4 separate regions of the Mus musculus genome follow, and all the other regions are linked to region 2. The links are chromatin loops, found by intact Hi-C in ENCODE. Cell type or tissue: heart. All regions are shown on one strand.

Evidence for each region. Hi-C counts contacts between places; a loop is a spot of excess contacts. Peaks named below come from ENCODE experiments on the same cell type or tissue, not always from the same donor. Only the 100,000 strongest peaks of a DNase experiment are listed, where the experiment ranks them.
Region 1: it touches region 2 in a loop (5-fold over the local background); 11 of 42 quality-filtered maps call a loop at or near these places.
Region 3: it touches region 2 in a loop (7-fold over the local background); 15 of 42 quality-filtered maps call a loop at or near these places.
Region 4: a loop joins it to region 2, with 2.9 times the contacts of the local background. A loop is called at or near these places in 6 of 42 quality-filtered maps.

Annotation. Positions count from the first base shown.
Region 1 is chr7:100,864,665-100,872,664 of GRCm38, forward strand. It overlaps Arhgef17 (Rho guanine nucleotide exchange factor (GEF) 17), which reads right to left. Exons shown (of 21, transcript NM_001081116.1): 21 at 5,082-8,000. Among named protein-coding and RNA genes, the nearest start is that of Relt, 5.3 kb to the left of the region's middle. In heart, no CTCF peak of the experiment used is centred here; DNase peaks (open chromatin) are centred at 4,037, 5,450, 7,044, 7,417 and 1 weaker place; H3K27ac peaks cover 1,321 bases.
Region 2 is chr7:100,680,181-100,688,180 of GRCm38, forward strand. No RefSeq gene overlaps it. Among named protein-coding and RNA genes, the nearest start is that of Gm35082, 9.2 kb to the left of the region's middle. In heart, CTCF peaks have their summits at 4,632 (motif pointing left) and 5,642 (motif pointing right); a DNase peak (open chromatin) is centred at 5,671.
Region 3 is chr7:100,815,598-100,823,597 of GRCm38, forward strand. Fam168a (family with sequence similarity 168, member A) reads left to right here. Exons shown (of 9, transcript NM_001362169.1): 4 at 3,139-3,165. Among named protein-coding and RNA genes, the nearest start is that of Relt, 44 kb to the right of the region's middle. In heart, a CTCF peak has its summit at 3,298 (motif pointing left); no DNase peak of the experiment used is centred here; H3K27ac peaks cover 1,132 bases.
Region 4 is chr7:100,880,888-100,888,887 of GRCm38, forward strand. It overlaps Arhgef17 (Rho guanine nucleotide exchange factor (GEF) 17), which reads right to left. Exons shown (of 21, transcript NM_001081116.1): 3 at 4,790-4,972; 4 at 2,881-2,997; 5 at 2,583-2,675; 6 at 2,229-2,405; 7 at 1,886-1,936; 8 at 1,523-1,632; 9 at 1,333-1,418; 10 at 806-924; 11 at 292-505. Mir3102 (microRNA 3102) reads right to left here and starts at 1,522; the gene lies at 1,419-1,522. In heart, no CTCF peak of the experiment used is centred here; a DNase peak (open chromatin) is centred at 4,844.

The DNA of each region.
Region 1 (8,000 bases), 180 kb after region 2:
CAGCTCCCACAGCCTTCTCTTCCGTTACCTTCCCACTCCCCCAGCATCATTCAAAGAATCTAAGGTGGCCAGGAGAGCAGGATGAGATGAAACTCGGACAGCACAGAGGAGCCCAGTGCGGGAGACAGAGGCCTGGCTGGAATCAGGATAATCACAGCTCACGGAAGAGGTTGAGGAAGTAAATATGTCTGTTGGGAATGGGTGGGCTGGTAAACAAATTAAGTCATAGAATTTGAGCCACAGAAAGGAAAGGAAAGGAAAGGAAAGGAAAGGAAAGGAAAGGAAAGGAAAGGAAAGGAAAGGAAAGGAAAGGAAAGGTCAGGTCCCCAGAGCCTGGGAAATTCCAGGAGGAGAACTGGACACCTGAGAGACGAGAGGGAGGGGAGAGTTTCCATTAACCTGGCTGAGCCCAGGTTTTGGGGACAGGGCAGAAAAAGTTCCACGTTACTGGTGTCAAAATCATGAGCGCAGCAGGCCTAGTGACTTGTGCTTCTAACCCCAGAGCACTGGAGGCAGAGACAACCAGATCTCCCTGAGTTCTGTGCCAGCCTGGTCTACATAGTGAACTGCAAGCCAGCCAAGGATACAAAGTGACATCCTGTCCTGGAAAAACAAAAAACAAAAACAAACCAATACATTCAATGTCAACTGTGCTCCCCCAAATCTGGGGATGGGCCCAGAGCCCCACATCACAGTCCATGGTGGAAACCCACTGGGGAGCAGTGACGTGCTCAGACTTGCCTGAATGTTCTCTGCTTCCGAGTTTTTGTTTTTCTCTTTTTGAGACACAGTCCCCTTATTGAGCCATCGCCATGTATGTAGACTGAGTTGGCCTCAGACTCACAGAGACCCGCCTGCCTCTGCCTCCTGCCTGCTGTGGTGAAAGGTAAGCTTCACTGTGACCGTTTTCCTCAGTTTTATTTTGTTTTAATTTTCTATTATATTTTATGTGTATAGCATTTTGTGTGCATATATGTCTGGGCACCACTTGAAAGCCAAGTGCCCAAGGAGGCCAGAGGAGGGCGTCTGAAGTTATATACAATTGTTAACCTCCATGTCAGTGGGGGAATTGACCCAGGATCCTCTGGAAGAACAGTCACTGTTCTTAACCCCTGAGCCATCTCTCCAGCCTTTATTTTATTTTTGTTTATTTATAGACCTAGGTTTTAGGGACTGAACTCAGGTCACAAGCAGTTTACGGAGCAAGCCATCTCTCAGCCTTTTTTGAAATGTTTTATTGGTATAATACAGACCTTCTTCTTCTTCTTCTTCTTCTTCTTCTTCTTTTTTTTTTTTTTTTTTTTTTTTTTTTTGGTTTTTCGAGACAGGGTTTCTCTGTAGTCCTGGCTGTCCTGGAACTCACTTTGTAGACCAGGCTGGCCTCGAACTCAGAAATCCGCCTGCCTCTGCCTCCCAAGTGCTGGGATTAAAGGCGTGTGCCACCACTGCCCGGCAATATGTACCTTCTATATCCCGATTTTCAAATTCCAGATAATGGTATTTCCAGTACCGCTTAATAGTCCAATAGGGACGTAGGCTTTGGACTGACAACTAGTCTGACTTTCCCAAGAAGGTGCAGGCCCATCTCTACTAACAGCTCTCTGAGAAACTCTGTCAGTATCCACCTCTGAAAACTGGGGCACCCAACCCCTGAAGGTCACTCTCAATCTCTGTGGAAGTCACCTTCACAGCACAGGTTCCTAAGAGTACACATGTCCCCTTCCTGCACCCTTGGTTCCAAAGGAGCCTAATTATTATTTACTGCTGGTAGGACTTGCTGGCTTTTTGTCTAGCTGACTATGACTCCCAAGTCTTTCCCAACAGGAACCCTCCCCAGGAGTCTGGAGACAGAGAAAGAAGGGTGACAGCCACACATTTGGGGCTGGCTTTTGATGCTGCTTGGAGAGTCACTCCGCTCCAGAACAGACTCAAAATCATAGGTTCTCTAAGATCCTGGCATTTCAGGTGACCTCACTGAATCTTGGCACTCAGTCCGGAGTGCCTCAGAGACTATATCTTGTGTAAAGTCTCTCACACTGCAACTGGAGAAGGCTGGTGCTCATCATAGGTACCACAGGACTTTAAGACCTCAGCAAGTTGGAATGAATTTCCATAGTGACCCACAAGCAGGAGAAGGGCTAGGGGCTCCAAGTCCATGCCAAGCCTGTTGAGGTAGAAATCTGGTGTCACACTTTCAGAGCTACCACGATATGGTTGTTTTGAGAAATCTTTGTACAGGTGACTGCAGGCGCCCCCTGCTGGCTATATTGAAAGGCAGACTACATTTCCAGTTCCAGAACTGCACCGGCAGCAAACACTGCAGAATTTCAAGTCCCTAGAATAAAATGAATAGAATATTTGTATGTTCACTGTCCAATTCCCCCCATACTTTAAATTCTCTCTAGATTACTTGTAATACACAACGCAACACAAATGCTGTGTAAACAGTTGTTATATTATTTAGGGAATAATTATAGGGGACAAAGTTTGGACTCTCTCAGGACAGATGCGACTATTGTAAAGTCTAAAATTTCCATCCACTAGGTATGGACTCAAGCCTTTAATTGCAGCACACAAGAGGCAGAGGCAGGAGAATCTGTGAGTTCAAATTCTGCCTGGTATATATAATAAGTTCCAAGACAGCCAGGACTACATAGAAAGACCCTGTGTCAAACAAAACAAAACAAAACAAAACAAAACAAAACAACAATAATAGTAAAATTTCCATCCATAGTTGGTTGAGTTGGAAGATACAGAAGTCATGGATACCAAAGGCCACTACTAAAGCTACAGGCTTAAGTTTCTTTTTTAATTTATTTATGTATGTATTTGATGTATATGGGTGTTTTTTTCTGCATGTACATCTGCATAACAGAAAAGAGACTAGGATCCCATGGAACTACAGACAATTATAGATAGTTGTGAGCCACCATTCAGGTGCTAGAATTGAACTCAGGACCTCTGGAAGAGCAGCCAATGCTCTTAACTACTAAACCATTCCTCTAGCCCCCAAGCTTGTTTCAATGCTTTGCTCTAGCAAAACCGCAGTAGGCTCTGTCCTACGTTATCCAGCAGGCCTTAGAACCCATGGGTGTGCCCCAGATCAGTGGGAGGAGCTCAGGCCATGGGAACTGGGGCTAAGTAAGACCAGGATCCAGTGCTGGGCAGATGCTAAGCTGGGGCTTTCTGTGTCTGAGGACTCACTTGGCTCAGCTTGCATTTAAATCTAGACTCTTGGCCAGGTCTGGAACCATGCTGGGTGGGATTGTGTCTGACACTCTCCCTTACCAACTCCCTTGGAGGCCCTGCACTCTCAGTATGTCTTCTCTGGTCTTGGGCCTTATTGGCCCACCCAAGTGTGCTCAGAAAGGAAAAGGAGAGGCCTCCTTGTCCCCTGTGGGGTGGGGGGTTGGAGGTAGGAGAGTCCGAGAGGGATCTGAAGCCATGAACTGACTATAGGCCGTGAGGCTGGTGGGGTTAAGTCTGCCTAGGTCAGACATGCAGCCCAGTTACATGGACAGATCAAGGGTCTTGAGGTGCCGGACCATGCCTGGGAGGGAGGTAGCTTTGCTGAAGTGTTTGAGGTTAAGCAGCCTAGAGGAGAGGAATAGGAGAAATTGAGGAATACATGCTTTGGTGTCTCTCAGATAAAGGTCAAGCTCTAGCTGTCTCAGTGACAGGCTGGGTAGCCTTAAGCAAGTGACTTGATTCCCCTGAGTATAGTATCTGCAGAGACCCAAGTAAGGTGCATCAGCTTCAAGAGGGACACTGGAATCTGGAGCTCCAATCTGCCCTCCCCCCACCCCCCACCCCCCACCCCAACACACACACCTTCTCTGCCTCAGCACTTGCTCTGGGCACCTTCCCAAAACACAGCATCTGGGGCTCTGCCTACATTTTATCTCCAAACCTGCTCCCTGGCCTCCTCTGCAGGTCTATCCTGCACTCTGCCCCTGACCACCCTTGGTTGCCTGTCTACTTGCCTGTGCCCATCAAGGCTCCTCACTGGCCATAATTGGGCCCAAAATAGCACTTCCCCTTGCCACTTCCTGCAACCATCTTGTGGCTTAAGGACAGAGAGACAGAGAGTTGGTGTTTGGCAAGCATGCAAAAGATGTGAAGAGCTCTTGGAGGTCAGCGGGGTGCACAGAATCGAGAATTTGCCTCCAAGCACCAGTGAGCAGAGGCTAGGGCTGGAGCTCGCTGTCTAACCCTTGGGTACACGCTCCCCTCCCCAGGCTCAGCTCAAGGCTAAGACAAGGCCTTAGCCAGACTTCTGCTGTCCTGCTAAGCTCTCTAGACTTACAGACCCATGTGCTGAGGCTCGCCCCAAGTGTGGGCCTTTTGTCTCTTCTCATCCTAAGAGATTTTTTCTGACTTTTCTGACTATGAGGAACTTTCAAGCCTAGAGTCTGTTCCCTCGTGTCAACCCTGCCTTTCTGTCCTGGTCCCTAAGTGTCACCGTCCTTAAGAGGCAGTCTAGCTAGTCCTGGCTTTTGTCTCTAGCCTACAGATATCTGCAGGAGCAGCTCTCTGAGCAGATAGTCTCTGACTCCGACTCACTCTCCTCTGCGATCCAGCAGGAGTTACTTCTCAGAGCAGTCTGAATGTGAGGCATACATGTGGCTCTGGCCATGGGGCTCTTCCAGACACCTGTGTGACCACCTCCTCCTTTCCCACAAAGTATCAAGACCTGAGGGCCTGAGTCCAGTTCTGATAGGTGAATGACCTTGAGGAAGAAGACACTGAGCCTCCACCTCAGCTTCATTGCTCAGAAGGAAATAGTGGCAGCAACCTTCCTGGACCATTTTAAGGATCCAAGGAGCCCAGCTGTGGCGTTCAGCAAGCAGCCAAAGGAAGCTGAGTTTACAGTTCCCTATTATGGAAGACCTACAGCTCAGAGATGTGTCTCCGGTAGAATGCTTGCCTGGGGTGAGAACCGCCCTGGGTTTGACTCCAGCATTAAATAAATCAGTTATGGTGGTACTCAAGTCTAATCCCAGCATTCAAGGCAGGAGGATCAGAAGTTCAAGGTCACCCTCAGCTACAGACACGGTTTCAAAAAAGCAAAGACATGCAGCTGTGTCTCACCTGGATTCTCCAATGTTTATTTCATTAAACATGAATTCAACATTTATTGAGCACTTATTGATGCTTGCTACAGCAAGTAGGCTTAGGGATGAAGCTGAGAACACACCCTGCCCTCAGAGCATCCATCCAAGCTCCTTCAGCCTTCTCTCATTCTGTCTGTACAACAGACCGTTCACATCAGGCTCTTATGGCCCTCCTTGCATCTTATATCCCGTCCCCTGCATGTTACACCCCTCCTTGCATAATCCTGCTTCACACCAAACCTTGGTCCTGCTTCCTCTCACCCACAATCATGCCCTTTAAGGCAGTTCTCTATGCTGTCTGGGAAGACCACACCCCAGTGTCTCAAGCCTGGGTGGCCACGAGTATAAGGAGAGCTGTTGGGGTGATGGATGCCTCTTGGCCGTTCTATACTGAGCTGTACACTGTGTACTTCCTCATATAAGTGCTATGTATCAGTGGCTCCCAATAAACATACTGGTACCTGGGTCCTAGCTAAGGTTTTAATTTAATTGGCCTTCGGTGGGCCTGTGCCCCTGGAGAACTAATAATGAACAGCCCAGGTTGTAATTTTTCCAGGAGACTCCCTTGGGGATGAGCCTGAGGCCTGTTCCTTCAGGACCGCCCTACTCATGCTGAGTGCCTGATCCAGATGGACACCTGTCCTCAGGCCAGCCCATGCCCTGGCAGGCTGTCTTCTAAGTGGTTGTGCTATGTGCCAGCCATATTCCCGGTGAGGATGGCGCAGACCCAGCCCTATGTATCTAGTCCTGAAAGTGAAGTCTGCTTTGGGCCTCTGTTGAGGCAGAAATCCTGGAGTAGCAGAAATGACTGAAGCACTAAAGGTGGCAGCCACTGTCAGAAATGCAAATAACTGGACTAGTGGCAGCGGGGAGGAGCCTGAGGTGGGCCTTCAACATGTAGATCACTGGGCTCTGACCGCCAGCTCAGGTCTCCAGACGCAGGCACCCTTTAGATTTAAGGGCCAGAAATGGACCTCTTTGCATTTCAAGAACTACATGCACTAGCCAACCATCCTGTAGGGGAAAAGAGGTTATCAGACCCCATTACTGAGAAGGAAATAACTTGGCCTGGTCACATGGCTGCTATCAGACAAGATTCCAAAGAGAAGCCGTTCCATGCAAAGCCTGTGTTCCTTCCATTTCATCCTGAATTCCACACAGGCACAACCGTCTCCTCACGAAAATGCTGCTAGCAAGATGTCCTGTACACGTCCTGTGGTGTTGAAGACCCAGCAGACCCCTGAGGGATGCACGCGAGTTAATAAAAGCACACACCAACACTTTCTCCCTTTGTGTGTGTGTCTTGCCATGTAGAACCATTTTGTTTTGAAATGGGGAAGGGGTCTCACCATGCAGCACTGGCTGACCTAGAACATGCTTGGTAGACCAGGCTGGGTGTGAATTCACAGAGACCCACTGGCCAGTGACTCAAGCGCTAAGATTATAGGCACATATCATCATAACTTCTCTAAGCTGGTTTTGAACTCAAGAATACCCTGCTTCAGTTTTCCCACATGCCAAGCATACAGTCTGTCAACTGAACTATCTGTTCAGTGCAAAAACAGACTTTCTTTTATTGAAAATATATTATTTTGTGAGTATGGGTCTTTTGCCTGCATGGAGGTTTGTGGCCACATGCATGCCGTATCCCTGGAGGCCAGACAAGGGCATTTGATTCCCTTGGGATTGGAGTTATAGATGGCTGTGAGCTGCTGGGGACTGAACCTGGGTCCTCTCGAAGAGCAGTCCGTGCTCTTAACCACTAAACTATTATTGCCCCAGTCCAGGAAAGTGAATTTTGAAGTGAGTCATTTGGGCTGACCTAAGCAGAGATTCGGCATAACCTGACCTCTGCTGTGAGGGCCACTTAGTCCCATGGGGAAGACACCATGGTGTGTGTGTGGGGGGCTCTTGGCCCCTAGAGAGCAGCCCCATGTTGCTGGGCACTTAAATCCTTTGCAGTCTTGTGTAATGACACATCTCTTTGGACCAGAATCAGCCCGACTTGTGTGGTAGTTCTGCTCCACAGGCGCCTTAGACAGGAACTCTAGCCCTGGGTCAGACACCCAAACCCAAACCTAGCTGGACTCGGGAGGGCTAGACTGACACACCATTGATACGCATATGAGCTGTAAGGAATTCTAACATTCAGAACTCCTGGGTTCTTCTAAGGAGACTGAAGCCCAGACAGCCGCAGTCTGCCCGTGACAACACAGGTTCAGTGTCAACCCCATCACCCAGGACTTCCTTATCTCCTCCCTTTGACCCAATTGAGGCAGAGTCAGGGAGCCCTCGTCCTTAGGGAGACAGCTGGCAGGAGGCCATGATGGCCCAAGGCCCGGGGGAGCCATCATTTAGTGTTTCTATTTATTGACTCTTTAAATTTCATCATCTGAGGAGAGTTAACACAAGGCTGTTTGGTAGCAAGAGAAACATCATCTAAGACCACAATGACCCACCCACCCCAAAGAAAAACAAAATCAAACAGAACAAACAAACCCTATCTGAAACCAGACCTTTGGAGTTGTAGCTGAAGCAAGGGGCTGAGGGTCGGGGTGGCTCCCTGCAGCCTGGCGGTGAGGGACGACGGCCTTCTCAGTTAAAAAGGTTATGTCTAGCCCCTCAACTCTGGGGGGTGGGGGTGGGGTGTCCTTCCTGAAGGGGCTGCCCTTGGCAGCGTGGGTGTTTACAGAGAGGGACTCGATTCAGTGGTCAGAGAAAGGGGACTCATAGGTCCCCACAAGGTGACCATTGTGCCAGTGCATGAGACATGGGGAGGCAGAGGCTGGGGCTTGAGCCAGCTGTGAGGACTGAAGGCCCTTTTCTCTTACCTGAGAAAGCCCGGTCCCAGACCTACCACTGTTCCCACACTGGGGAACCTCAGGC
Region 2 (8,000 bases):
AGATGTTTTCTATGCTTTGTTTATTTTTGTTTATGTGGGTTTTTATCTTGTGGGGGAGTTGCAGCAGGGGGGGTGGATACAGGGGATGGGAAATGAGTGGGACTGGGGTGCACTCACAAAAATCAGTAAAAAGTTTAAAAAATCATTTAGTGAATAATCTTTAAAAATATATTTAAAAGAGTCGTTTATTTGTTTAATATGTATGTGTGCCTGGTCTAGTGCAAGAGTAGCAAGTACATTCAACTACTGAGCCATCTCTTCAGTACCGCCATCTCTTCAGTACCTAAATAAATACGTCTTTAAAAATTCACTGTGTCAACTTGGCTGGCCTGGAAGTCAAAGAAATTCATCTACCTGCCTCTGTCTCCTGAGTTCTAGGATTAAAGTCCACTACACCAGGTGGGAAATTTTTAATTATATTTATTTATATATCTATCCATTTATTTATTTATTTATTTATTTATTTATTTATTTATTGTGTGTGTGTGTACATGCACACATATGTGTCATGGTAAGTTTGTGTTGATCAGAGGACAGCTATGGGAATTGGATCTTCCATTGTGTGGATCTCAGGTTTCTAGACTTGACAACAATCACCTTTATTCTCTTACGTATCTTGCTGGCCTCTTCATGTCCTACACAAGACCACCTTATTCAAGGCCCAGCTCGAACTGTCTGGGTCTACCATAGACATTTTCCAAGACACTGGCTGCAGGGCGAGGAGAGGAAGGTGTCACGGTCCCAGTGGTCTAAGAGACAATTCCAAGACAGGACTGCCCCAGGAAGTGACTTCTCAACTACCGGCCCTTCATACAGACAAAACTCCTCGCCTCCACTGAGCAACCCACCCACATTCAAGTGCTGCTCACAACACCAAGTATTTTTGAGATTTTGCTCCAGTTTTATGTGTTTGCGGTAGAACTATGAATAATTTAAAAATGAATTTGAACACATTTACCCTCTAGTCATAAAATGGCAAGAATCCCAGCTCTTTACAGGCATAAGTGTACCTAGTGCTGAGGAACTTTTAAAAACAGCCAGGATCAGGCAGGAGATCGGGTTCTGTGTAGAAAGCTAAGTCTACATTAAACGAAATGAGAACCTCCTCTTCTGCCTGAGCCTCAGTATCTGCTTCGCTCCTCCCCTGTCTGCCAGTTCTAGGAGGGAAAAGTCCCAGGGAAGGAAAGGGATTGGCCAGCTTCTGTCCTGTGTTCATCTTCTGACCAATGACTAGATTCTGTTTCCTGAGGAGGAGAGCACGTGCTGATGGCAGTATGAAACAATGCCCCATACATCCGATGAGACAGCAAGGCTCCTGGATGCAGAATATTATTCAAAAAGGAGATGTATGGGCTGTTAAGATATGGGAAGTTCTGGGTACTGACCTCAGCAAAAAAAGAAAATAGTTAATAGGTTTTTAAATTTCCTTTTTGTATTTAAAGATGTTTATTGTATGCATGAGTGTTTTGCCTGCATGCATCTCTGTACACCACCAGTGCCAGGTGATCATGGAGGCCAGAGAGGGCACTAGGTCCCCTAGAACTGGAGTTACAGTTATGAACTGCCATATGGGTGCTGGGAATCAAACTCCAATCCTGTGGGAGAGCAGCCAGTGCACCTAACCACTGGACCAACTCTCCAGCCCTAGGTTTTTTATTTTTATATGAAGTGCTCCCAACCCCCATATGCTGCTTCAATTTCTTTTTTTTTTTTTTTTTTTTTTTTTTTTTTTTTGAGATTTTACTTAAGCCAGGCATGGTGGTGCACACCTTTAATCTCAGCACTTGGGAGGCAGAGGCAGATGGATCTCTGGGAGTGCAAGGCCAGCCTGGTCTACAGAGTGAGTTTCAGAACAGCCAGGGTAACACAGAGAAGCCCTGTATTCCTAGATGCTCTCCTTCATCTATATCCATGCAGCATGTACATGTGGTACCCAAGGAGGCTAGAAGAGGGCATCAGATCCCTGGAACTGGAGTTAGAGAAGGTTGTGAGCCGTTTTGTAGATGCTAGGAACTGAACCCTGGTCCTTCGGAAGAGCAGCCAGTAAACCTAGCTCTCCTTGTGTCCCCTCATCTCATTCCTAGGGAGGAAGTAATGTGATTCCCAATTCTTTTGGTTTAAAGCTATAAATACAGCTGTTATTGTATAGAACCTTGGAGCATACTTTCAGGATTGCGTGAGGATTGGTCATGTAGCTCAGGTGGTAGAGTGCTTTCCTGGCACACATAAAATCCTGGGTTCAATCCCCAGCACTGGATAAAACTTGGAGTAGTGAGTGATATACACCTGTATGTCCAGTACTTGGGGAATGGAGGGAGATCAGGTATTCAAGGTCATCCTTTGCTACATAGTAAGTCTGGGGCCATCCTGGGCTACCTGATGCTCTGTCTCAAAATATGGAAAAAGCATTGCTTAAATTTGTACACAAAATGAGTGTCATTTTCTTTGTTCTTAACTAGGTTGATTTTATTTTTTGTCAATAGTGGTTTGAAAATACCTGTGATTGCTACTAGTAACAGAGCCACAGTCACTGCTATTACTGCTTACAATCATAATAGAAGGAAATTAAGGTTCATTCATTAAGGGCATTTTAAAATATTTATTTTTATTATTCTCACTTATGTGTAAGTATGTATTTGCATGTGGGTAAGTGCACATGAGTACAGGTGCCCACAGAGGCCACAGGTGTTAGATCCCCCAGGAACTGGAGTTACAGACAGTTGTGGGTCACCTGATGTGGGTGCTGGGAACTGAACTCAGGTCCTCTGGAAGAACAGCAAACACTCTTAACTGCTCAGCGATCTGTATGGCCTTCTTTTATTTTAGAGAGGATTTTATTGTGTTTCCCAGAGTGGCTTCAAACTAGAGCCTTCTTTCTTAGCCTCTCAAGTGTTGGGATTACAGGTGTTCACTACCACGTCCTCACAGACCTCATAAATGGCAGGGGTTTGTGGAGCCCAGATCAAAAGTGCATTTTCTAGAGCTGGTGTTCCTAAGAACCATGGTGTCTGTCCCACATGTTAAAATGACCCTGGGCTGGTTTCTGAGTGACCTGGCATTCTAACTGACCACAGACCCATATGTTCAGCTCTATCTTTCTGAACACAGCTGAAGAGCTACCACCCCCACAGAGTCCCCCTGAAAGGTCTGGACTGAGCTCTGAGCTCCTCTGAGTGTCCTAATGTTAAGGGCCTTCCTGTACCAGTCACAGAATCATGGCACTGTCTGTGCTCTTTAATCTTCTCAATTGGGGTCATGAATATTCATTAGCTCCTATTAGAGATTCCCAGGCTTTGGCTTGATGTAAAGCCAGGGGTGTGTGTGTGTGTGTGTGTGTGTGTGTAGTATATTTCTGGAAAAGTATATAGGAAGCGTCATAAGAGACATGGTAGGTTACAAAAAGTAGCCCTGTCCCTCTGTGCATGACTTTTTTTTTTTTTTAATCTTTTTACTGGGCATGGTGGTGTACATCTTTAGTTCCAGTATTTGGGAGGTAGAGGGAAGCAGATTCCTATGTGTTTGAGGGCAGCCTGGCTTAAAGGGTGAGACCCTGATTCAAAAAGTAATTTTTATTTTTTTTAAAAGATTTATTTATTTATTATATGTAATATACACTGTAGCTGTCTTGAGACACACCAGAAGAGGGAGTCAGATCTTGTTACGGATGGTTGTGAGCTACCGTGTGGTTGCTGGGATTTGAACTCTGGACCTTCGGAAGAACAGTCGGGTGCTCTTACCCACTGAGCCATCTCACCAGCCCCCAAAAAGTAATTTTTAAAAAGTGTATGTGTGTAAGGAAGCCTTGAAACAGCCAGGTGTGGTGGCGCATGCCTTTAATCTCAGCACTTGGGAGGTAGAGGCAGGCGGATTTCTGAGTTCAAGGCCAGCCTGGTCTACAAAGTGAGTTCCAGGACAGCCAGGGCTACAGAGAAACCCTGTCTCAAAAAACAAACAAACAAAAAAAGGAAGCCTTGACGCATACAGCTTTCTCCTCTTGTCTTACCATTTTTTCCCTCTCTTCTTGTTTTCCCTTTCCCTGTTCTCTCTCTCTTCCCTGTTATCTCTCTCTCCCTTCTTTCTCTCTCCTTCCCTTGCCCGCCCTCTCGCACTCCCAGACAACACACACACACACCACACCTCGAATTTTACTTAGTCCAAGACGACTTTAAACTTCTAATCCTCCTGCCTCCACCTCATTATGCCCTGAGATTGTAGGTATATACCCTCACACCTGATTTCACCAAGGATGGTTTTTTTTTTTTTTTTTTTTTTTTTTGAGACAGGGTTTCTCTGTTTAGCCCTGGCTGTCCTGGAACTCACTTTGTAGACCAGGCTGGCCTCAAACTCAGAAATCCACCTGCCTCTGCCTCCCGAGTGCTGGGATTAAAGGCGTGTGCCACCATGCCCGGCCCAAGGATGGGTAGCAAACTCAGTGCTTTGTGCTTGTTTGACAAACACTCCGCCAACTGAGCTACATGTCCAGCCCAAGAAAGTAACTTAAAAGCACATCAAATTATCTGCCTTCACTCACAGACCTTCTGCTCTAACAAGATAAAGTACCTTGAATTGTTTGTTGGTTGAAGACGAACTCCAGCTGCTAGCGAGAGGCATTACTGCACCCTTGTGGACATATTTGGTTACTGCATCCAGCTCTGTGCATCTTTATCAGAACAGCACTTTTCAATGCTTTGGCCATGTTGATAACAAGATAACAAAACGTCATTCTGTAACATCTTCTTACTGTTCTTCCACAGGAGATTATTATCAGAGTCAAGCCTGGATGTCAACTACCAACCACCTTTGTGGCCCGAAGGTGGTTCTGACCAACAGCCTGTTGCTCATAAAGAGGAGATGAGTTAAGAGGTGGAGGGGAAGGGGACTGAAGGGTCTTCTGAAGTTCCCAGATCTGGCTTTGGCATTCTCAGAGCACAGTAGGAGGACCTTGGTCATTCTCACACGGTTGATGCCCTCGAGTCTGGCACTTTTCTCTACTCCAGTAATGGCGATAGAGAGTTAGTGTGAAAGCCAGGAGAATGGCCCCTGGCATCCTGGATAGCACAGAGGAGACCCATCCTTGTGGACAGTCACAGGATGGCAGAAAAAAGATATATTGTGTGGAGTGGAAAACCTTGGAGATGTTTTGTTGTTGTTTGCTTGTGGGGTTTTGTTTTGCTTTTGTTGTGTGATAGGAGCTCACTTAAGTTGCCTAGGCTGGCCTTGAACTCGCTATGTAACCTAGGCAAGCAACACTTCCTGAGCAGGGGTTGATGACAAGTGTGGCCCTACCCTACTCCCTACAATCCGGAAGTTTCATGTCTGTGGCTATTTATTTATTTATTTATTTATTTATTTATTTTGGTTTTTCGAGACAGGGTTTCTCTGTGTAGCCCTGGCTGTCCTGGAACTCACTCTGTAGACCAGGCTGGCCTCGAACTCAGAAATCCGCCTGCTTCTGTCTCCCAAGTGCTGGGATTAAAAGCGTGTGCCACCACACACGGCAGAACAATTTCTTAGCACTTGTAAAGCCCTGCCTTTGATTCCCAGATTACAAAATAAAGGAACAATCTAAGGGCTACTTGCTGTCCCAGGTGGTGGTGGAGATCTAGCTTGAGACAGAAGATGTAGGACCTAGCCGGCAGATGGCGCTGGTAGGCCTGCAGACCTGGCCCAGCCCAGCTTTCTCTTGGAGGCCTGCTTCAGAGTCCAGTGACATGGTGAAGGCTGGTTTGTGTTCCTTCTAGTATCTCTGTCTCAAGGTCTTATAAACCAGCAGTCCTGGCACAGAGGTGCAAATATAAAATAACTGTAATAGGGAGAAACGTTCAAGATGAGAAGTAGGGCAGGAGCAATTCCAAAAACTGCTACCCAGCTGCACTGTGACCAGGGTCCCAGGAAAAATAATGGCAAAATGGAAAAAGAATGTATTTTGCTGACATAAATGCTAGGGACAGGCACTTTTAGTAGGGTGGGCAGGGGGAAGGAAGAATTCCGTGGCAGTCACCTTGGATCTTCTGTAGAGGACGCATCCTTGTGATAAAGGAAGAGCCCTTGGTTTTTAGTACTGCACTGTCAGGCGGTTTCTCCTCTGGTTAATTCAAAGATGCCAAGCTGTCAGTCTGGGGACATGAAACAAACCTTCCAGGCCTTACAAGTGGGTCAGTCCTTTTAATACTGTGAAGTGAAGAAAAAAAAAATCCTGTGCTAGTTAGGACAGTCTGAGACAAAAACTGAATCTTCCCAATGAAAAGTCACCTAACCAACAGCTTGTTGTTGTTTCTTCAGGACATGGTTTCTCTGTGTAGCCCTGGCTGTCCTTGAACTTACTCTGTAGACCAGGCTGGCCTGGAACTCAAAGATCTGCCTGCCTCTGCCTCCCTGGAGTGTCTGTATTAAAGGTGTGTGCCACTGCCGCCGCCACCACCACCACCACCACCAGGCTGAGCCACAGAAGTTTTAGACTCCACCTATCAGAACAGTGCATGAGGGGCTCAGCTTGTCACTTGGGGCCTTCCTAGCTCTCCCTTGAGCCACATTCATCCTGAGGTTGCCTGAGGCTGTCATAGATTCCATCATCGCCAGACATTGTGATGTTATGAAACCTAGAGGTAAATATCTAGGAAATTTCCTTTCTTGTCTCTTTTGTCCCATTTTTCTTTGGTTAGGATGTGTCTCTTAAAACTCTGCCTCTTCCCTAGCCCCTCCCCCAGCACACTTGATCTTTATCTTTATGGCCAGGGGGTGTCTTAGTTACTTTTCTATCACTGTGATAAAACACCATGACCAAGGCACCTTATAAAAGAAAGCAATTAATTTGGTGCTCACAGTTCCAGAGGGTTAGAGTCCATCATGGTGGGAGCATGGCAGCAGGCAGACATAGCCGAGAGCTCACATCTAAGTCCACAAGCACAAGGCAGAGAAAGCTAACTGGGGATTGCTTGCAGTTTTGAAATCTCAAAGTCTGCCCCCTGACACACCTCTTCCAACAAGGTTATACCTCCTAATTCTTTCCAAACAGTTGCACCAACCGGAGACCAAGCTTTTAAACATATGAGCCTAAGAGGGCCACTCTCATTCAAACCACCGTGTGTGTGAGTGTGTGTGTGTGAAGCCTGACAATCTGATCTGAGTTCAATCAATGTGTGTGTGTGTGTGTGTGTGTGAAATCCAGGGGAAGACCTATACCAGGTCAGACTTCGACCAATGGTGATTCATTGCTGTCAACAGAGAAGAGAGTGCCCACTGAAAAGTAACAGACTGCCTGACATAATATTCTTTCATATGGTCTCTGATTAAAAAACTCATACATGTTTATTATGGAGTATTTGGGAAATCCAGAAAGGGGTGAAGAGGGAAATAAAGAGACGGGGAGGAAGCTTGGTAGATTGCTTGCCTAGCATCCCGCCTTACCAAGCCCTGGGTACACACTTGGGATTCTAGCACTCAGAGGTGGCTGCCAGATGATCTGGAGTTACAGCTACATAGTAAGTTCAAGGTCAGCCTAGGCTACACACAACCATATCTCCAAAAAGGGAAGAAAGTGTAACCTCATATATCATATTCTACTGAGACCCAACCATTTGCATCAGCTGCACCAGTTTTCTCCGTCTTTGCATTCCATGGACCCCAACCTTCTCTGGGTTGCTCCAGGCCTTGAGGTCGGCCCCTAGCTTTTGAAAACCACCTTCTATTTAGCACACAAATGGTGGTTGCAGGCTATGGCCTCAAACTCTTACCTCCATCACTTCTTTCTTTTTGTCTGTCTATCTGTCTTCCTTCCTTCCTTCCTTCCTTCCTTCCTTCCTTCCTTCCTTCCTTCCTTCCTTCCTTCTTGTATGTGTGCACCTGTGTGCATGCATGTGTGTGTGTGTGTGTGTGTGTGCGCGCGCTCTCGCACACATGTATGTTTGTGTGTGCATGTGTGTGTGTTTGCATGCACACATACACACGTCACAGCACGGGTGTGGAGAACAGGCGATGACTTGTGGGAGTTGGTTTCTCCT
Region 3 (8,000 bases), 140 kb after region 2:
ATCCTTACATATGCACCTAGATATGTGTGTTATCAGGTTTCTAGATGTTTCTTAAGTCAGCCAAATTAACCACCATAAGAGATGTTTATATGGTCTGTATTAAATAGTTTATACAAGCCTTACTCACTCTAGAAGGTACTGTATGTAGGTGATGCTCCCTTGAAGAAGCCGCCATTACTGTCCCAAAAGAGTTAATGAGAACAGTGGCATGTGGACTAATGTCTGTTTCCTTTAATCAGTAAGATACGTTATTCTACTGCCACAAATCTGTAATAATGAGCAGCAACAGTATAAAAACTACACTAATTATCTGATAAAAACATTTTATCTTAAAAACTAAGAGAACATTATGAAATGTCACAGTACATAAGTGATTTCAATCCAAGTACTGTGAAATCTGTGAATGGGCTTTGTCACCAGCCGAAAATAGAAGGAGGTGAGTTGTGGCAGACTTTCCGGTGAGGTCATGAATACAGAAAAGTTATTGTCGTCATAGTCAGGAATCCTGGTGACCTCACTGGCTGTAGTCAGGGAGGTGGGGATCCTGGGAAGCAGTGTGTAGTGACACAGAGAAATGAGAGCAATGGATAGCATGGTAGCATGCTTTCCAGAGACTCAGCTAAAAAAAAAGAAAACCAAAGGCACAGTGAAGAAGGAATGTGCAGGTGAAGGGGCATCCGGGTGAGAGTGGGATTCCGTGTGCACTGGTGGGGGGGGCGAGACAAGACCAGTCAGAGATGCCAGAGTCACATGGAGCTAGGCCTCCCAGCAGCTGCCATGGCAACAAGGACTCTGATGTTCGTCTTCTTTCTTCTTTTGGGAAGTTGAGTGACAGGAGGTGGAATGCCTGCAGTGCAGAGCGGCTCAGGACTAGCACTAGAGGTAGCTGAAGGGGACCCTCTAACAGCAAGCTACCTTCTCAAGAGTATTTGGCACTTGTGGGAAGAGATTTTAGGATTATTTAAGGATCAGTTTGGCAAGTAGCTGGCAGAACAAGGAATAAAATACTGCTATTAGTCCAGGGATGGTAGTGCATGCCTTTAATCCTGGCATTTGTGAGACTGAGGCAGGTGGATCTCCATGAGTTCGTGGTCAGCCAGGGGTACATAATTGAGACCCTGTTTCAAAACAAAACAAAAAACCAAAACTTCGATTAATTCAATGTTTCATTTGTGTCAACAACAATTTGAAACTCTTTATAGATGTTAACTTGTTTTATAGTACAACAAACTGAGTACTTTGTTTTTCCCAATTTCCAATTGGGAAAGAAGAAACTTATTGAAATTCAGCAGCTAGATCTGCATTCTGGCATCCTGCCGCTGCACCAGAACTCTTAGCCGCCTGTCATTGCTGAGACAGTGGGCAGACACTGAAGTGTTAGACGGGAGCAGCCGGGCTGGAGAAGAAGGCAGTTCAGAGAGGAGTCTGAGACTGTTAAAAACATGGCGAGTCTGGAAAGGTGCTGCTGTGTGTGGAATATTACATTTCAATACTAAAATAAAAAGGAAGTCTCTACCTAAGGATTAGTGCTTTAAAAAGTCAAGACACTTGTAAGCTATGATTAAAGCTAGACCATTTACTCAGAAACCCAAATCCACAACAAGGGATAGTACTGGAGTGTTGTGTTAGAAAGCCCCACACTGGCCAGGCATACCTATTATCTCTGCACCTTGGAGGTAGAAACAGGAAGATCAGAGTTCAAGGTCATCCTTAGCTACACAAGAGTTAAAGATTGTCTTGTACCCCATGGGAGAGCCTGTCTCAAAGAAGCAAACAAAAAACAGGAAGGAAGGGGGTAGGGGAAGAAGAGGTACCAAACTGGAATTAACCGTTTCAAATGTTTGTGTGACATTTGAGACACACACATGCTCATGCACACACACTGAGAGCTGCGTGTGTTTCATATTGTGTGTTGCTTACCTCTACCATCCTAGGTCTGACTGTTACAGGGAAATTCCTGTCATAGAGGCTCAAGGTCAGAGGGAACAGTATAGGTGATTCTCAGCTTCTTGCCAGAGCTGGTCATTTGGAATGCAGGGCGGTGCCTGCAAGGAGCCAGGCACTTGGGTTTAAATTTTCTTCCTTACTTCAAGGAGACCAAGCAATTGCTTGGAGAGACCCTATTTTTAGCAGCCTTTGTGCTCCTTAGATACATCTGCCTAGGATACAGAGGAAAGCTCGCTCTTTCATTGGTTCTGAAAAGCAGTGGACTACCTGCCTTTTATTGGCTTCTTCCTAAGTGTTTACCAATTTTAGGGATCATATTTAGGTATTTAGCCTCACAGGAGGCAAGAGCTAGCCAAGAGATCTTTTTCAGAATCCAGGGAACAAAGGGTTTAACATATTCCTGATAATGTAACTTGAAAATGAAAGAAGACTAAATAGGAAAGTAATGTCCAAACTCTCTCATAAGAAGCATGTTCTCATCTCTGTCTCATTAGAGTTAAACTATATGAAGTATATATGAGGTTTTCCCAAATTACAAACCTGGGAGAAAGTAGAGAAAAATCTCTATGCAAGGCAAGTTACAAGTGTACCTTTTTACCTTTGTCTTGTTAGCTAGAGTTTCTTGCCTCCAGTTTAACTCAGAGAGGATTAAATAACCTTCAAAATTAAATTTAAAATGCCATGTATCTGAGATTCAAACCCATTTGTCTGACCCCATAGCCTGTGTTCCTTCTACGGCACAACACTGTCCTAGATGGAGTGTCTCTACGTTGGACCTAGTTCTTTGAGAGGCCTATCTATGGTGGTCATATCTCCTGAGCCTTCATTTTTTTCTTCATTGTAAAGCCTTCATCATGCCTGAAATCCCTCCACAGTTCTTGGGAGAATTGAAATAGTCTTAATATAGACAAGCAGAGAGCACGACCTTACTCCTGTTCATATGCAGGCAATTTTGGGTCACTTCTCTGGGAGATCCTGCAGCATTCAGAGAGGTTTCTCTGCAACAAATAAACTTTCCTGGATGGCAAGTCTGTCACCCTTTCCAGGGGGGGTCCTTCCTGTCCTCCACAGTCTGCCTCTTATGCAGCCTGGGGAACTGCTATCGTGAAACAGGTCTGTTGTAGAACTGCAGTATGTACAACTTTGCAAAGATTCTTAGTGGTAATTTCAACTAACGTTTCTATCCAACAGAGTTTCAGTTCCTGCATTCAGCTTATGGTAGGAGAGCTATTTTTCCTCATCTGTATTATGACCTATGAATGTGTTATCTTGTAACAATGGTAGATTCCCTTTCCTTTCCTCCCCAAATCCCATCTCCTAGGCTTGGGCTCCCCCAGGTGGCCTAGCAGCAGTTCCTATAGCATGCAGGAACATGTCTGATGGTGCAAAATCATGGGTTGGAGACACACATGAACCATTCCCATAGGGCAGCAATGAAGGATCATGGCACTAAAAGGCGTTTCACACCCTAACCTGGCTGCCTGATTCAAACAAATGAAGGAAAATTCTAAGACCTGTGTGTGGTTCCTCTGTTAGCTTAATGGTAGGCTCCGAGGAGCCCCTTGATTGTGCCTATTAGACCCTAAAACACCAGTCCGATGGCCCCAGGATCAGATTTTCTATTGCCATTAGCAGTCTGACATGTTTGAAGACCTGGTTGACTTTAGATACAGTCTGTTGCCTTCATCCAGATCTTGAGCTCTGGCCTCACTTTTGGAGTATTTTTCTGGATGATGAAAGTTACGAGCCAAGTGTGCCAGTGGGTGAGGGATCCAAGTTGAGTTCTCTGGGCAGTGTGGACTCCAGGCCCAAGGCACCACAGGAACTTGTGGGCACCTGTGAGGGTCCCAGCGGTGTAACTTGACTAGGTCCTTCTTGTCATAGACAGTAAGGGACCATAGGAGAGACTTGCCACTTTTACCACACTCACCTGGGCTACTTAGGGTATCTTTGTAAAATCTTTGAATGTTTTCTCAACTTTTAATCTTACTGTTGGAAAGTGAATGTTTTTATACATGGCACATCTTCCAGAAGATGAGCTGTGAGATTTCTTTTGCTACTGCTGTGGGCTGTGTGATCTTGGGCAACTTGCTAATGTCCCCAGGCCATAAAGTTTTTCATGTCACATGATTTCAAGGTCTTTTTTAAATGCTAACATTTCATTCTCTTGTAATGTTTATTATTTCAGTAGTGCTAGCTACAGAACTGTTTCACTTACTGTTCATGTGAGGTTACTTTTTGTGAACTCAAACAAAAGACCCTAAAAACTTAGAGAAGGCTACATGGTTCCGCACCCTTCTGATTAGCACAGCAGTTCTCAACTTGTGTTGGGGTTTCACAAGGGTCACCTCAGGCCATCACGAGACACATAGGGTTTATAACAGTTACAAAGTAACAATGAAATAGTTTTATGGTTGGGGTCATCACAACATTAGGAATTGTGTTAAAGGGTTGCAGCATTACGACGGTTGAGAACCACTGAATTAGAACGTCTAATAAATGTGGGTGGAGTGATTCACAACGTGTTCTGTGCCAGGCCCTACATTGGCCCTGTGAATATCCAAAGACCAGTAAGACAAGCTCCCTATTCTCTAGAAACTCACAATTTATTGGGGAAATGTTCAACCAGGGACAGGAACCTCTAAGACTCACAGGAACTAGGATAGTCAGTTATATGGGATAATGTGATAGAGAGTGGGCAGAGGAAAAGACTTCATAATAGAATGGAGTCTTTAGCTCATGACTGATTACTTAATACATGTGTGCCAGGTGGAATGTGGAGAGAGATGCTGACAGGGCTAGGAGAATAGACCAAACCATTCGGGGTAAAGCCCCTTGGCACACTCGGAGAGTGATGAGCAGTTTGTGCACAGTGGTGTGGGTTGGAGCTGAGATGATTAGAGAATCAAGGGAGATTTGTGAGTCAGGAAGAAGAGAGTGGTTGAGAAGTAGGACCAGGCTATACAACCTCCAGGCCCACTCTCAGTGACCTACTTCTACCAAGGCTGTGCCACCTAAAGGTTCCACAATCTTCCAAAATATCACCTCTAGCCAAAAGACCAAGTATTTAGACTTGTCAACCAATGTAAGACATTTCTGTTCAAACCACGAGACATTGTCGGTATTAGATCAGGGGAGTCTCTAATACGAAGAGTTGAATCTGTAGCCTTTAGGTACTGAGAACCATGGGAAGTTTTTAAGAGACCAGTGTGGCTATTGCTTGGAGGTTAGAAGGGACTACTTAAAAAGACCAAGCCCAGAGCATTTAGAAACAGTTGAAGTGGCTAAGTAGAAGGAGATGAGAGCTTGAGTTGGAGTTGGCCATAACTGTAGGGATGGAAGCATAGGGCTACCAGAACTAGAAACCATTAAGACTGATGATGTTATCAATACCATTAAGCAACCGGGGAATCATTAGTACTGCCAGTTTACAATACAACAGAAAGGAAGCTCAGACAATTAAGTGACTTGCCCAAGGTCTCACAGCTAGTAAGTGGCAGAGCCCAGGCTAGATCTCATTTCCCAACTCAGTACATGGTTCAGGATGATGGTCCCTTGCTGCCTCTCTTTGTAAATGTGCTTAACAGATTGTTCTAGTGTCAGAGGGCATGAGGGTCCCATATCCAGGAAGTGAACAACTCAGCAGCTAGAACTCGGCAGGCACACAGTTCTGCTGTGTTTATTTGTCTACTCGCTGTCCTTTTTACACAGCTATAGTAATTACATACGTTCTTAAGTGGATGGCTTAATAATGTTTTCATGTGATACATCTGTAATTAATGATCACTTAATTCAAAGGATAGAAGATTTTTAGGAAGTAGTTCCTTTTTGGCACCCCAAAACAGGCCTGCCTGACAAGAGCTCTTTCTATCGCCATGCTGCTAAGAGTTTCAGTTGGCATTGGTTTTGTCCAGCAGCTGAGCTCCACATTGCTGTCACCATCAGAAAGGATTACTGTAGCAGGGAGAAGAGACAGACTCATGCAGTCAGCAAGGAGGTTAAATTGACTGTTAAAAACTTACTTTCATTTAGTTTTTACATGTATCTATTTTTTTTAATTATTAACTATTCAAGCATTAAGGAAAAATACAGAAAATGCTGTTTGTTTTCTGTATAATAAAACCAGAAGAAACGTCCAGTTTATTTGTAAAATGTGAAAGTTTAGCCTAAGTGATGGCTTAGGAAAGACATTGTTGACAACACAATGACACTGGCTTCTTTCCTGATTGATCTGCAACATTATTTTACTGTGACATGCTGTCTTGTTCACTCCCTGGTTGCTGTGTGGCTGAGTTGCATCCCCAGTAGATCGTAAGTCCCTTGTGTGCAGTGACGTAACCCACGTGTGTTCCTGTCCACCGTGGCATTCCCCTCAGTGCTGAGTGCAGTTAGGCCTCAGTACTCTGTGGCTAATTTTGATTTAACTTCAGTTGTCACACAGTCCTTCAGGCAATTGTCAGACTTCGGGCTTATAATGAAAATTATATCTATACCCCACTCGGAAGGAGGAGGAGGAAAAAAGTCAGAACAGAACAAATTGGGACCTCTAAATTCTCCAAATTGCTATGGCCAAATTAAGACCTTTTGGTTCTTGGTGGAGGCCCACTGAGCTCTTAGGGCATGGAACTGCTCTGTTTGACTTCTCAGAGCTACCTATTTGACACAGCAGTAATTTGTTTGTGGATGGTTGTGGCCTCCCGCCTCACTGGATGTCAATCCCTGAATTTGGAGACATTGTGATAAGATTTTTGACACTAATTGGATCCTTTATTAATTCCTTTCATATTAGCATCCCACCCTCTGGAGACAGACACCCGAGGTGTTTATTTAAATCCCCTCTGCAGAAGCTCCACACTGTCCTGGCTGTCTAGCAGGGTTCTGGGCTCTGCATGGAGTTATGCTGTCTCCATTTCTCTTGCCAGATTCTCCTTTTAGTGTCACTTTCCTGCCCATGATTGCCTTCTCATTCCTCAGCCTTTGCTGTATATACTGCAGACCATTAATGCAAGCAGTCAGCCGATGAAGCTACATTTTGGTTTTAGTTCAGAAAAACCCAGCAGAATCCACAACCTTCCCTAGCCATTACAACTCTGTGATAGAAGGAACAGAGATGTTAGTTGTAAACCAGTCAGCAAACACATTGTAGAAGCTCTCGAGGTAGCAAACCCTGTAGGAATCTATAGGGCCACCATACTTTCTTATTATGCTTCCCTGTCTTTCCTTATCCACTTACGAAAAGATTTCAGGTTCATCTGGTTGTTGTCAGCCTAGTCCCCATACTGTTAATATACTTTAGAATACTCTGTGCCCAAAACTTCCAACATCTTATTAGAATGTAAAAGTATTATAAAGAAAAAATTGATCATTTTTTAACCTTAAAATAGAAATTTGGATCAAAACTGTGTCTCCTGGTGTTTGAAAGAATAGTTTTCTTTCCTTTCTCCTTCCTTCCTTCTTTCTTCCTTCCTTCTTCCTTCCTCCTTCCTTCCTCCTTCCTTCCTTCCTTCCTTCCTTCCTTTCTCTCTTTTTCTCTCTTTCCCTCCCTCCCTCCCTCCATCCCTCCCTCCCTCCCTCCTTCTTCCTTTCTCATTTCCTCTCTCCTTCTTTCTCTCCTTCTCTCTCTCTTTCCTTCTTTCTCTCCTTTCTCTCTCTTTCTCTATCTCACTTTTTCTCTTTCTTCCTTTTTATAAAGGAATTTCCCCCCTATTTCCTCTCTCCTTCCCCTCAGGATACCATGACGGTAAGTTTTTGAGTCATTCCCTGCTTCTAGAACACTTAATGAAATTTCTCAAGCTGAGCTTTGAGCTATCCTGGAAAGTCTCTACATATCTCAAACTAATTTCTGTAACATACTACGCACCTACCCCAGTTTTGACATGTATTGTCATGGTGGCCAAAGGATCATCTCTAACTCATGAGGAGCTGTCTCAGTTGGAACATCCAGTACCGCCTATTAGGAGATATTCAGACATATGCTGGAAGTGTGTCTGTCGGACCATGGCTAGTATGCAGAAGGAATTGGCAAGGAGTGCCCATTGCATGGCTGATAGCAG
Region 4 (8,000 bases), 200 kb after region 2:
TAACTTTCCAGGACTTAGCTGAGTCTATACTGAGGAAGAGGAAGGTCTTGGTGGTTCAGGCGTATGCTGGGGTCCCTGTCCCCAAACGACTCTGTCCAGGAGTTCCTTCCCCCCCAGGAAGAAGCTGGGAGCCAGAGCAAATGTCCAGCCTGCTGCTTCACTGTGGAAGTCTCAGGCCACCTTCCCTATCGGCCGCTGGAGGACAGGAGGGCAGTTCAGAGAGTCCTGGCTTCTACAGTCAGGACTGCACAGGGACTGTGAGAGAAGACACCAACATGAACTCTGGCTCACCCAGCTTCCTCTTGGCCTCATCAAAGGCCTGCTCAAAGCCCAGGCGGGCATCCGGGTGGGGAAACTCAAAGATGTAGGAGTCGGTGCCCTCGGGCCGGGTGGCGCACAGCTCCAGCTTGGTGGGCGGGAAGGCCAGGGAGCAGCATAGCGCCTGCTTTTCTGACAGGTCCCGGTGCATGGCGGCCGAGAGATCCCTCAGTGCATCGTCTAGACTCTGTGGGAAAAGAACCCAGGCCTCAGGCCAAGGTGTCACCACATGGGCACCTGCACCGAGGGGACCGTGGAAGGCAGCCTCCTCCTGCCACAGACAGGGATGGGCCTTTCTCCCCCTCAGAGGTCTCCTCCCTCAGACCCCGGACCTGTCACTTCCCTTAAGTGGGAGCAAGACTATAATTTTCCCCTTCAGATAAGTGACAGGACCAACTGCTCCCTCAGGCAAAAGCCAAGACTGTCTGTCCCTCAGGCAAGGTCAGGGGAAGTCCCAGCCAACACTGCCTTAGCTCAGGGCACAGACCTGGTGGGGGAAGCCGAGGCTCTCGGAGAGCTTGCTCATTTGGCCCAGGGTGGCCAGGTCCTCATCCAGGCGGCTGATGGCTTTTTGGATGGTCTCCCGATTGGTGGCTTGAGACGCCCCTGGCGAGGACAGAGGAAAGCCATGAACACATCAAACAAGGTCAAGCTTGGACAGACACACTTCCCTTAGCGCACAGCCTTCAGCTGAGCACGGGATTGGTCTGGCAAATGGGAGCACTTCCAGACCCAAGCTCTCAGAAACAAGGTCAACAGGTAGCTCTCAGAAAAAAAAAACAGGCCCGGGAGGAGAGGTCTGGTTTAGAGTCACAGGGCACAGAACGGCCAACTCTTGGAGAACTTGCTAGGGCACTAAGAGGATGATTTGCATGGAAACTAACCCGGTTCTTCAAAACCAATCTCTCATATGGGATGAAAGATGAGTCACAAGAGCAGACAAACCAACAGACAGGCAGGCAGACTCAGGGGAAAGCCACCAGCAGAACCCCTGACAGACTCAGCCAGCCTCACCCTTGATGATGTCTGTGTCTTCCAGTGGCAGCTTCCACAGCATCTTGTATTTGCTGGCTGTATCAATGACGCTGGCTGCTGTGTACCTGTGGGTAGCCAATGGGGTGCTCTGGCTGGGGCAGGGAGTAGAGCCCACAATAGATCAATGGCTCTCCTGCCTGCACCACCCAGCCCCACCCTGGCCACTCACAGGCTCATGGAGCTGCGCCTCAGCGAGCCCGACTTTCGTTTCAGGGTGGTACAGACAATGAGGTCTGTGAACAGGAAGAGGGATCGGTCCTTCTTGCCTCCAATTGCCTTCTGTAGGGTCCAAAGTGGCATTCAGGCTCAGTGTGCACAGTCTAGAGGCCGACCTACATTACCCTAGTTCCCCAGGAACAGCAAATCCAAGGGAGGGGTGAGGGCTCTCCCCCACTTATGTGGAATCGGGATTCATGCAGGGCTCCCATTGTGTGGTGCTTGGGGAGCAGGAACCAGAGGGCAGCAGGCGCCAGAGAGTGAACTTGGGTGGGTTGAAGGTACTTGGGGGAACAGCCAATGGGAGAACCCTTACCACTTCAATAACCATCTCCTGCCTCAGGAACCGCCGCAGGGGGGCCTGGAGCTGGTGGGTAGGAGAGAACTAGTTATTAGTCTATTAACCCTGCAGTGATCGGTTGACCACTCTATGAACGAGGTCAGCCAGAGCGACATCCTGTCCTCGCTTGCATCACTGGGCTGCCAGACAGGGACACAAGGTCAGACAGAGGAGGAGGAGGAGGAGGACACAGAAGGGTGGGGCACTGTGGTCACAGAAGCAAGCTGACCACAGACCTGGACGTGGATGGCCACAATCCGGGTGACAGATGAAGACACAGACAGGGACAAGTTGGGGCACGGCAGGGTGGGGCACGTACATCCTCCATGCCCTCGATGTGGGCTTCGATCTCCTGAAGCACGCGGGCATGCCGCTCGGCCTCCTCAGCGCTCCGCACACCCTTGTTGATGCGCTCAGCCACCTGCTTGATGTTGCGCTGAGCATCGAGCAGCAGTGGGTGGTCTGGATGGTCTTCCGGTGTGTGCTTCAGAAGGTCCTGGGGCGGGAATGGAGACCTGTTTAGCTGCCCTGAGGTATTGAACTGACTGCTGGAGCATGAGAGACCATGGTATAGGCATCAAGGAGGACTTTCTTTCCTGCCTGGAGTCTGAGAACAGACATACTCCTCCCCCCGACCCCCAGGGCCTCCCTGTCCAGCCAGGCCCGTGGTTACCTTCACCAGAAGCTCATAGCGTGGGATTCTCTGCACAGGCTTGATCATGAGGTCGGACAGCGCCTGCTTTTCCTTGTTCTCACGCATGCTTTGCTGAAACCGAAGGCAGAGTGGAGGGAGTTCTCACATGAGGACTGACACGGCAGGAAGAGACACGCTCCTAGCCAAGTCCCTCCAGGTGAGCCCAAAGGCAGAGGCTGACACACTTGCAAGCACCACAATGTTTTTGGTCAAGAGCTCCTGGGATGCCCAGAGCTAGCCTGACATGTTAGCTTCACCCCTACCCCAGTCCACATACCTCCAAGAACTTGAGAAAGGCTGGCCTGGCCTCCTTAGCTACACGCACAGCATCCTTTGCATTGAGGAAGTTATCAATATAGGCCGAATAGATGTTCACCAAGACGTCTTTGGAAAACTGTGGGTGAGGAAGCAGGTTAGGCAGGCTCAGGTGTCCCTCACCCACTTCACCCTGTCCTGGCTTCTGTCTATTTAACTTGAAATGGTCAGGCAGGTCTTCTCTGTCTTTCTCAAAATTCATACATGTTGCATGCATGAACGTGACTGAATGAGCAGGTGTGTATGTATATATATGTATATATATATACACATATATGTATACATACATACAAATACATGTGCCTAGATGTGTGCTGAGACAAGACCTGGGTTGTTTTTTGTTTTTCTTTTAATGTTGCTGCGGCTGTTGTTGTTGTTTATTTGTTTGTTGTTATTTGTTTTCACTTCCAGACAATCTATCACCAGGTCTCCAATCCCATTAAACCAGCAAGGCAGGCCTCAGACCTTCCTGGTAGTAGGAGTGAACACATTATTGTAGCTTCTGGGACTCTGCCTGTGCAGTTCGTTCCTCCATGAGGAACATCCCTCCCAGCACAATAGACCCACCCTTGGCACTGAGCTGCAGTCTGCTTTTATGGAATGTGCCTGCTGCCTGACTTAGGGGCTCTCTCCTGGCAGAATGAAGCCTGGCTCAGGACAGGGTTCACAGTGGTGGCTAATCCTGCTGGTTGGCTGATGGTAGGTGCTGGTGGGGGGCGGAGGAGAGGGCTTTTCCACAAGAGAGGACAACTGGGTTCCAGTTTCAGCTGCACCAAGGACAGGCTAAGATACAGATCTTGGAGTCCCTGATTCTCTAAGGTGCCAAATGTTCCTGTCTCTGGACATGGCAGGGCTGAACCTGAGCCGATGAGGGAGGGCCTGCCTTGTGGAGCTCCCTGTCAGCCCACAGACAGCAGCCAGGTCCAGACAGAGAGTGAAGGCAACAGCACTTAATCCTACCTGGTGGCACCAGTTTCCAAGGAGCAAGGACAAACTAAGGCCTACGTACATAGGTTAAGACCCCACTCTGCGTCATAAGGAGCACATTTAAACAAGCTTACGGCCCAAAGGGGAGAGGACTTTTTAAATTTGCTATGTGGAACATTTCTTCTTTTTGGCATGGAATTTTCTGGAAGGATTCTCTACAGTTTTGCTTTTGTAACTACATGGCTCTAAGGTAACACTTAATTTGAGTTTGGCTATGATTTATCAGTCATCGTTAAGAATTCTTGGGAATTAAAAAATGTAAATTAAAAGTTTTTTGAGTATAATTAAACTTATATAAATAAATGCCAATTTAGGAAGAAACAGTACATTATGTTTGCAGGAGTTTAATAAAATGAAATGTTTTGTTTGCTTGAGACAGAGTTTCTCTGTGTAGCCCTTGCTGTCTTAGAACTCCTATAGACCAGGCTGGCCTTGAACTCACAAAGATGCATCTGCCTCTGCCTCCAGAGTGCTGGAATTAAAGACACGTATCACCACCACTCAGCTTTGTTTGTTTGTTTTGTTTTTTGTTTTGTTCTGTTCTGTTTTTGTTTTAAACTTTGCTTTTGTGGCTCTTCTGGAATTCGGAGCTACCACGGAAGGACTGTGAGGGGCTCACGGGATGCTGTGGCTCCTAGGAGGAGGAGCGTGGCAGGTGACATGAGAGGCCAGGGCCCTAGGATATATACTATGCAGGATAATGCCCAGCATGCAAAAAGCGCCGGACAGTATGAACCACAGTTATTAAAAAAGGAGCCAGACCGCGGCGAGCATCAATGTCACACCCATCTGAGCATGAGGTCCAGGTCAGCAGCAGTGCCAGCTCCCCTGTCCCGGTTCCAGTCAAGGTCTACGGCTGCAGCCTCCGAGGCAGGGACACTCACCGACTGGACGAGCAGGGCTCCCACCTTCTGCTGGGCGTGCCACGTTTGCACGCAGTGCCGCACCTGCTCCAGGAACTGCTCATGGTGCTCCAGGAGCTCGGGGATCTGGTCGAAGATCTCGTCCACCAGAGACGGGTCGCACAGCAAGGAGTTCTCCGGCTGCTTCAGTGGCTGCATGTAGCCCTGCAGGATGCACAGGGTCAGCCCATCTCCTCCAGTGCTACCCTCGCCTTACCTGCACCGGTCGGCACAGATCTGCACAGGGAATCACCCGGGCCTGCAGCTCAGTGACTTGCCACTGCACCTCCCTGGTTAGACCAGGAGCTCAGCAGTGGGAGGAAGACTCTGTCGCCCAAATGCTACCTACTACATGCCCAGCTCAGGGCTCTGTCAGAGGACGAGAAGGAGCACAGAGGGAGCATGATGGAGTCACGAAAAGATCGTGGAGAGAGGAAAGCAAGAAGACGGGGAGAGTGGGGCGCTTTCCAGGAGTCAGCACCACCTCACTGATAATATTGATTGAGTTTGCCAGGCACGGTTTTAAGAGGGAGAAGACAACAGTGAATAAGAACCAAAAAGATAAACACAATGGTATACACCTATAGTCTCAGGATCAGGAGACTGAGGCAGGAGGATCACCACAAGTTCAAGGCCAGCCTGGGCTACATGGTGAGACCTTCTCTCAAAAAACTAGCCAATGAAAAGATCTAACAGAGCTTACATCTAGTCAAAAGAAACACAAAAAACAAAAGCACATTTCACCAAATCTAAGATACACTGTTATTTTAAGTTACCATCTAGGGAAAAAACCCTGATGCTGATTAAATTATGGCATGCTACCTACTCTACAACAAACCCTGGCTTCACCATGAGAAAGCCTTGGGATTTAGGATAAAGCAGTGGTAGGCAGGGCACTGGAAGCTAATTCTGAAATGACTGGAGGCCTGTACTAAAGAAAGTCTGTGCCTAAAATTTCTGTTTTTCACCACAAATGTACATTTAGTGGTGTTTCCTAAGCATGAACAGCCATGCCCCTCCACTGGCGTTTTCATGGTGAGATCGCCCTCTACTGGCCCATGATGCAACTGCAAGCCAAAAAATGAAGAGGTTTCCTGAAAGACATATGTGATGTTACATTTATAAAATAACATTTATATTAAACATTTTAAAAAATCTGGCTTGTTTTGTAAAACAAACTTGAAAAAGTCAAAGCTGAACAGAATACTCTTGGCTGGCTGAAGAGTCTGAAAAGGCGCAGGGTGACTTGAGTAGCTAGCAGCTGGCCTCCTTATATAGGACTCTCTGGCCGGTACTAGCCAGAACCAGGACATGTCAGGATCTGTGGTTCCTCCCAGAGCAAAAGTGACACCATTTACTTCTGGGTCACACCGCAGAGGAGCAGGCACATCACAGGAGCCACGAAACCCCACACCAGAAGAGTCAGAAGCTGAGCAGGGAGTACATAAGCCATGGAAGAAATAAACAAGCTATTCCACAGTACACCAGAAGGGAGTAAGAACTCTGGAAGCAGGGAGTAGAGGGCGTAGGGGGCCAAGGGGAGAAAGGCTGCTTTAAAAAAGGGCAGTGTCTTAGTTGAAAATATTGGGGTTCAAGACAGAACTCAAGGATGGGGGTGAAACCCAGGCCAAGGGTGTATATAGAGTTATGGCCTGGGTTCAGATCCCACCTCCTTCTGGCTGCTGACCTTGGTAAGGGATTCCTTTGTTATTTTGTTTGTTTTTATCTGAGCTTGCACACACACACACAACACACACACACCCCAAAATACATATGAACACACGTACAGGCAGTATGTGAGATGCTACACCCATCTTTCATAAGATATGCATTTGGAACAGGTGCTATCATGATTGCCACTCTACAGCCGGGGCAGGAGAGGCACAACGGGGTCCACCATCTGTTCCAGGTTACACAGCTGACCAAGAAGTGCAGCAAAATTTGAGCACTAGAGCCAGGCTCCAGAACTCTGGAGGGACCAATCTTCCGTCCATGCTCCTGGAAGCCCCAGCCCTTGGGTTCAGGTAATACTCTCCTGCTCACCTCCACCTCCCTTCCACCCAGAAATCTCAATTTAGTGCCTTCAACTCCAGGCCTGCTTGCCTCCTGGAGCCCAGACGATCCTGGTTCCAGGCCCACCTGCTCTGCATTCCACGGTCCCCACTCCCTGTTGACAGCCATGAGAGGCAGCACCAGCTTTCCATCTTCACTTCGGGAAAATCCATGAACAGCCTCATTTTGCAGGCGAAACCGAGGCTTAGAGAAGTGAAGAGACTCAAACTCCCGTCCCCAGTAGGGGACAAGCAACTTAAAGCCTGCCTGCGTGCGTGCCTGCCTGCCTGTCTGATTGTACTGCCTCCAGCTCACCAGAGGATGGCCATGGGTCCTTGCATGACTCTCTTCTTGTCTCACATCTTGGGGTCCCCTAGCCCTTGCCGAGCTTCTTTCCTTTCTCCTTGGCAACCACACCAGCCACTTCTGGGGGATGATGGTGGCTTTTCCACTGTCCTGGTCTTTGCTTCGGTTGTGTCCTCTGCCTGTTCCCCTCAACAAGGCTCTCTGCTAAAATCCTACCCACCCCTCAGATCTCTGCAGGGCACCCCAAACCCAGACTCACATTCCTCGAGCCCATACGACAGGGAAGTCCTAGTTCTATGTTCTTAGCTCGTTGGATATTTTGATAAAACCAGAGGCAATGTATTTCTTATATAATTTGTCACTTTAACTAGTTTCTTTTATGGTTTTGAAACAGGTCCTCATGAACTCCCTTGGATTATCTATCAGTCAGAGATGACCCTGTATTTTTGATCCTCTTGCCTCTTCCTCTTGAGTGCTGGGATTACAGGTGTGCACCACCAAACCTGGTTTATGCAGGCCTGGAAATCACACCCAGGGTTTCTTGCATGCTAGATAAGCACTTTTCTGAGTTACACTCCTAGCCCCTCTTTAATCGGTTTCAAGTATTCAGCTTAGCACACATACATTCATACTGTTGTGTAAATGCCAACTTCACCTTCCAGCTGGAAACTCTGGACCACTGAAGACTAACTCCCCACATCACCCTTCCCCAGCCCCAGCCTCCCCGGGACGGTGCTACCACCACCCAACCTTCTATCTTTGAAGGTGTGACTACTTCGAGCACCTTGGAGCACACGCCATCCAGTACTGGTTGGTTGTGAGCGCTCCCTTCACT